Linked DNA regions of Homo sapiens: region 1 is linked to region 2. The links are chromatin contacts, found by Hi-C or POLR2A ChIA-PET in ENCODE. All regions are on one chromosome and are shown on one strand. Each heading gives the region's core, a stretch centred on a gene start or an enhancer-like site at or near the end of the contact. The rest is flanking DNA. Distances are from core to core; before and after follow the strand shown. Region 1 holds the start of HEATR1 (HEAT repeat containing 1). Region 2 holds the start of EGLN1 (egl-9 family hypoxia inducible factor 1).

What was found. A loop is a pair of places that touch in the nucleus more often than their neighbours do. ChIA-PET counts read pairs that join two places held with the same protein, here RNA polymerase II (POLR2A). Pooled maps may share reads with other maps.
Region 1: a loop to region 2 is called in a pooled map, with 9 times the contacts of the local background. The contact joins the promoter of HEATR1 here to the promoter of EGLN1 in region 2. A Hi-C loop is called at or near these places in 1 of 37 single-sample maps with no recorded cell type and 5 of 50 pooled maps. POLR2A ChIA-PET finds 5 or more read pairs at or near these places in 1 of 52 experiments (K562).

The regions. Positions count from the first base shown.
Region 1 is chr1:236,603,028-236,606,350 of GRCh38, forward strand. HEATR1 (HEAT repeat containing 1) reads right to left here and starts at 1,489. Exons shown (of 45, transcript NM_018072.6): 1 at 1,395-1,489; 2 at 927-1,100; 3 at 133-349. The coding sequence starts at 1,068. RefSeq lists an enhancer at 1,430-1,689.
Region 2 is chr1:231,420,466-231,423,547 of GRCh38, forward strand. EGLN1 (egl-9 family hypoxia inducible factor 1) reads right to left here and starts at 1,822. Exons shown (of 5, transcript NM_022051.3): 1 at 533-1,822. The coding sequence starts at 1,423. RefSeq lists an enhancer at 378-647 and silencers at 1,028-2,207, 1,963-2,287.

The sequences.
Region 1 (3,323 bases), core at 239-2,738, 5.2 Mb after region 2:
CACAATGGACATTGTATCAATCTCTTAATATACCTAATTTTTCAGCTTTAATTTGATAAGTTCTCAACTACTTAATTTTTTACAAGACCAAAGTGATTAACCCATAGTTATTTCTGTAATTCTATTAGCTACCTGTGAATCAACCACTCCAGACACTTCTGTGCTGGCTTAAGCAGGAAGTAAGGCGACAAGTGAATAAGGAATAATGAAATGTTTTCATCCAACTGTTTGTTTACTGCTTTGGTCTGAACACTTCGCTCCAAGGTTTTTGCTAGCTGACTGAACAACGGTGCTTCAAACTGCTCAAAGGAAGGATCAATTCCAAGCAACTCTTCCAGGCCAGTACATCCTAAATTTCAAAAAAGGCCAGTTTATTTAACAATTCTTCGTAAGCAAATTCATCCCACCCCTCTTTTACAGTTTTACTTACCCCTAAGAAGTTTCTGAATTCTTTAAGTACATATAATTTATAATACAGTCCCAAACACTGATTTCTAGTTTTCAACTTTTAGAGTAAATCCTATCTCATCTACTAGAACAGAAAGTACTTCGTGGCAGGGAACACTTTTTTTTTTTTTTTTTTGGATATCCCCTACAATAACTAGGCCAGTCCTCTGAGAGGACTTCTCCGTCACCCCAGTCACTGCCTCCATCCCCCTTTTAGCTGTTCTTCTCTTTGACATATTAGTTGACCTCTCTAATTTTGTTTCTTCATCTGTGAAATCCAGATACCTCTACTCATAAACATTTCAAGCACCAAGCACCTGACTGTTATGTTCTCTTTCCCTTAAAAATATACATCAACATGCTAGAAACTGCTAAGGAAGAGGACGGGACAGAAGAGAAAACAAGGGGAAAAAAAAAAAACAGTAACATCCAGAAAACAAACGCTTCCAAGAGCTTTTCTAAGTTAAAAGATGGCTCACCAATGGCGAAGGCGGTGTCCCTGTCGATTGTGGCCGCTTCCTTAGGGTCAAATAACAAAGAAGCAACTTCATCTCTAGATAAGAGGCTGGCATCACTTTGAGGGAGGGCGAGTCGTTGCAGCTGCTGGGCTAAGGACGTCATCTTTCACGCCAGCGGAGTTTTAATGACACGGGCTAAAAAAACGTAAGCACTTTGATAAGTTTCTACGAAATTATAAGGCGCCTCGTAAACAAACAATTCTCTTCTGCACTCAGCACCGTCATGGACACACAACGCGGGTGTCCTGAGATTTGTGGACCCCGGAGATGCAAAGACGATGGCAGCAGCGTTAACAACTAATTACAGTAGCGGCGACCGCGCCAAGGCTTTCCTTCAACCCTGATTCCGCAGATATCCGGAAAACTCTTACCCTCCCTCGATATGCCGCCCCCATCCGCAGCCACATCAAGCGGCTCTGTGCCGCTTACCTGGAACTGGGAATTTGGGTATATCTTGGAAGGCAACAACTCTTCACAGCGCTTCCCACATGGTACCAAGGAGCCCAACCCTCACCCGGAAACCTAAGGCATGCTGTAGAGCAACTTCCTGCTGCAGGCGCTACGGCAAGTGAAGAGGTTCAAGCTTGCCGGGAATGCGACGAGACAGCTCCGCCTCCCGAGACGAAAGCCCGCCCCTCAGCCCGCCGGACTCAGGCTCAAGTCTGAGCTTCGCCTCTGTAGCTCCGGTTTAGCGGTCTGCTCTGCGGCTTGTGTCTGAAGCTTTCGGTCTCTGGATGGGCCTTCTGTGGGCTTTAAGGATCCGTAGCCAGAATCATTCATTCAGTAGTGATCCAGCCTTTACTAGGTGCCAGCAGCACCGCGTAGTGTTGAAAGCTATGGGTTGTGAAGTCACGTGGTTTGGGTTCAAATCCTGGCGCTGGCGCCTGTCGGCCGGGTTAACGCCACCAAATTATTTCATCTCTCCGAGCTTGTTACTCACTCTACAAAGTGGGAAGAGGCCGAGATTGTCGTGAAAGGAGCTTCTGCTCCTAGTGCAAACCGATCTATAAATGCTGGACTCCACCGCCCCAGAGCTTGGGGGAGATCTTGTCACTCCTCTATGTTTCCATTCCCGAGGGGTAAATGGCATATATTTTTTTCTTTCAAAACGAATCATAGTCAGGCGCGGCCTGTAATCCGAGCACTTTGGGAAGCTCAGGCGAGCTGATCACCTGAGGTCAGGAGTTCGGGACCAGCCTGGCCAACATAGCGAAACCCCGTCTCTACTAAAAATAAAAGAATTAGCCGGACGTGGTGGCGGGCGCCTGTAATCCCAGCTACTAGGAAAGCTGAGACAGAAGAATCGCTGGAACCCGGGAGTCGGAGGTTGCAGTGGGCCAAGATTGCACCACTGCACTCCACAGAGCGAGACTGTCTCAATAAATAAATTAATCGAATCCTGTTGAGGTATAATTTACAAACAATGGTTACACCCACGTCAGTGGAAGAGTTTGATGACTTTTAGCAAATGCATGTATAGGTGTAATGACCTCCCCAGTCAAAATGACAGTTTCCATCGCCCCTAAAAATTGTCTCTTGCCTGTTTGCGAAGATTCCCGCAACCACTGGTCTTGGCCTCACTACAGATAGTGTTGCGGAAGAGTATCCTTATGTATGAATATAGCTAATCTGTTTCCAAAACACCGGTATGCGCTAGAACTAGGATGAACTGACGTCTTCCAGACGAAGGAGTGAGATCTGATGCTCTGTCTTTTCTGGATGCATTAATTTCTCTGAAGAGCTCTGCGGGGCCAGGGGGTCAAGTCTTTCTGTAACCGTCTTCCCTGGAGAATGTCAGAAACACAGCTACAAATTTGGAGGCCCTGGTTGTCTATACCTCATGCAGATTCTCTCCCATTTACAAACAGAATCTTTTGTTGTTGGTTTGCTTTAAAAGCATTTAAAACAACCAAATATTTTCTTCAGTTATTAGTATTTCTACTGACTGTTAATAATCTTCTTTTCATGTGGTGTTGAGTGCCTTGCAGAGAATAACATGAAAATTCTAGTAGTACCTATTTCATTCTTACAAACATATCTCTCAAAGGAATTTTTTTTTTCTTTCTAACATGTCACAGGAGTTTTACCTTTACAGAAGCAATCAGCTTTCGGTACTTTAAAAGAAATGAACACCAGGTCTGTTTCATTGATAAGATAATTTGCTTTTTTTGCTTAAAAAATACCCTATATATTTTTTAAAAGCTTTATTTAAGTGAAACTTGAAAAAGTGCTACAAAGATTTGACTCAGTCCTTCCTATGTCAGCTGTGATGGTGTATAGTGCCATGCCGAATTTTACTTTGGAAAGTAAAAAGGAAAACAAGTCAGATGTTCATAAATGTAATTTTTTTTTAAAAAA
Region 2 (3,082 bases), core at 572-3,071:
TCGACTAAATGCTTATTTTAAATGTACCTTTTTGCGGTCAGCCGGCAAATTCCTAACTGAACACAGCGTTTGACTCTCAATCGAAATGTGATGAGTGGTTCAGACACCATAGGAAATTTAACAGCTTATGCAAACACAAGGCAGATGCAGAACCAGGACTTGCTTTGGGTGGTACTCTAACACCCCTTCACTGGGTGGCTAAAACGCCACTAAGGTTTGAATTGTGACCAATAGTGGAATGGAAAAAAGAAAATAGGAAAGTTAAAGCGCCTACGTTGAGTCAAAAAACCATGCAATTAGCCGGAGAAGTTTGTGAACGGGCAGTAAGTGGAAAACAGTGGATACAAAGGGGCTAACTAGATAAACAGCTACTACAAATTCTGTCCGTCTTCCTTACGGGGAGCTACACAAGAAAGAGCGAGTCCCTTCTATATAGAGGAATGCTGCTTCTCAGCCTAGGCAGTTTCAGTCGCAGGCAGGGGCTGCCCGCCGAGAAGGGCCTGTCCAGCACAAACCCGCAGCACACACTTACTTTCGTCCGGCCATTGATTTTGTAGCTGCCCAGCTTCCCGTTACAGTGGCGTATCAGGTCGTCCATGCTGCTCATGAGCAGCCCAATGGTTTCGCAGCCGGGCTCCTTGCCCTCGATCCAGGTGATCTTATCGCCTCGGATGTCCTTGGACGAGTCACTCTTCTGGCTGACCAGCTGCCCGTCCGTGAACTTCCCGGTGTCGTGCAGGGCGCGCACCTCGTCGCCGATCTGCTGTCCGGTCTCCTTGCCGAGGAAGTCGTCCACCACACAGATGCCGTGCTTGTTCATGCACGGCACGATGTACTCGAGCGCCAGCTTCAGCGCCGGCAGGGGCTTCGTCTGCCCGTTGGGCCGCAGGCCGCCGCCGGGGCTCAGCGCATCCCCGGGCGTGTTGCTTGGGGGGTACAGGTTCGCCTTCTCCTGGAACAGCGATGAGCGGGCCGGCGGCTCCTCCTTGCCGGGCTCGGCTTCGGCAGCCACCGCCGAGCCCTGGCCGCCGGCGGCCGCACGACACGGCGACGCGGCCGCCGCTGGGTCGGCCGGGGGCTTGGCCTTTACTTTTCCCTTGGCCGCGTCCCCGGAGGCGTTGTCCCGGCGCGCCGCTGCCTTCCTGGGCTCCCGGGCCCCGGCCCTGGGCGGCGGCACTGCAGCCGGCGGCGCGGGGCCGGAATGCTGGTGTGGGCCCACTCCGTGGCCGAGGGCGCCCTCGCTGCCCTGGCACACGAGCTTGTGCTTCTTCCAGTCCTGACGCTGGTGCTCCTTGCAGCAGTAGAAGGAGCTGCGGCAGCGGCTGCAGCGCAGCAGGTTCTCCATCTTCCCGCACAGCTCGCAGTACTGCCGGTCTCGCTCGCTCGGGCTCGGCCCGCCGGGCCCGCCGCTGTCATTGGCCATGGCGGCGGCGGCGGCGGCGACGGCGACTGCGGCGGCCGAGCAGGAGGGGTAGCGGCCGGACGGCCTCGCCCGAGGCTGGGGAGCGGGGAGAGAGATAGGGGCCGTTACTGCGCCATGCACCCGCTACCCTCGCCTCAGGGAGGCCGGCACCCCACGCCCTCGGCCCGGCCGCTTCCGAGTCCTAAGCTCCGGCGCAGCGCCGGCAGCCGCCTCAGCGCCTCATCGCCGCCGAGGGCTGAGAGAATAGGGCCTGTGCGGCGAATGGCAACCTGGGCTCAGGCGCGCGGGCCTGGGGAGCGCAAGACCGGCCCCCTCGGCCGCCGCCGCCGCCTCAGCGTCCCGGGCGGCCCGGCCCAGGCTGTGGAGGAGCGCAGGGCATACGGGCGCCACTCGCTCTGCGCGCTCTGCACGTACACCACGGCCCCGCGGCGACCCGGGCGGGCGGCGCGCGAGGGCGGAGGGGGCGGAGGGAGGGCCGGGAGGGCCGGGGGGAGGGCCGAGGGGCGGGGGCTGCCTGCGCTCCTCCGCACTCGGCGGGGCCGGGCCTCGGCTTCTGCCTCGGAGGTGGGTCGCCCGCTTTCCCTCCGCCCGGGACCGGACTGGGACGCCGAGAGGCCGGTGCGCTACCTCAGCCCGCAGCGGCCTCCTCGGGGACGCCGAGGCGCAGGCCCGCGAGCGGCGGAAAGGCGTGGGGCAGCGCGGCAGCGCCTACACCTGCTGGAGGAGGGCGCCAGCCGCAAGCGGGTAGCGGAGCGAAGGCGGCGTAATCATGGCTGCTCTTCCTCCAGGCCGGCGCGGGGTGTGCGAGGCTCGCTCCAGTCAAGGTTGCAAGGTGGCTATTGCGATCCTCATTTTGCAGAGGAGGAAACGGAAATTCAGAGAAGTAAAGTAACTTGCCCAAGGTCACGCAAAACTGGGACTGAATCCAGGAATCAGGCTCCCAGATTCCAAGGCTGTTTTTTCCATTACACCATACAGCCTCTATTTCAAGAAGCCCTGAAATGGTTAAGAACAAAATAAGTATTACTATGGTGTTAATCCAATCTCTTGCGCCCCGTTTCGACCTAGTTTAAAGGTAATGAAATTTGAGGGTTTTAAAAAAAATCAAAAACTCATTTTTAAAACCTTTGAAATCCCGCCGAGTTCAAAACCCCATGAAGAAATTTTGGGCTACCAAGTTAAATGTAATCAATGCTCATTCCAATATCCAATTTAAACTGATGGGATTATTCCTGAAAAGTGAATTTTGATGGTAAATGAGCAGTACTACATTAACGACTCTCACATTTATTTTTAATAGAATCTGTGCTGCGCGGATGAATACAATTCTTTGTTTTACAGAGCATAAAAACCTTACCAGAAATAAGCCAAAGATGTTTCTTTCTGCTGCTATTTGTCTTAAGAATTAAAAGGTCTGTGATTTCGAGTTTATCAATCTTTATCGAACACTATGTGGAAAGTGGGGTGCTAGGCTTGTGTATCACTTGAGTATACTGTAACTTCAGTCCTTGAAATATAGCCTTCCAAACTTAAAAAGTTGTAATATGTATTTCAAAAGCAGGATATAAGGAATTATTGTAAACCATATTGTAGAAGTTTAAAAAGAGGCTTGAATCCAAAAATATAAAACCTCTTCATCAAATATACAGAATTTAAAAC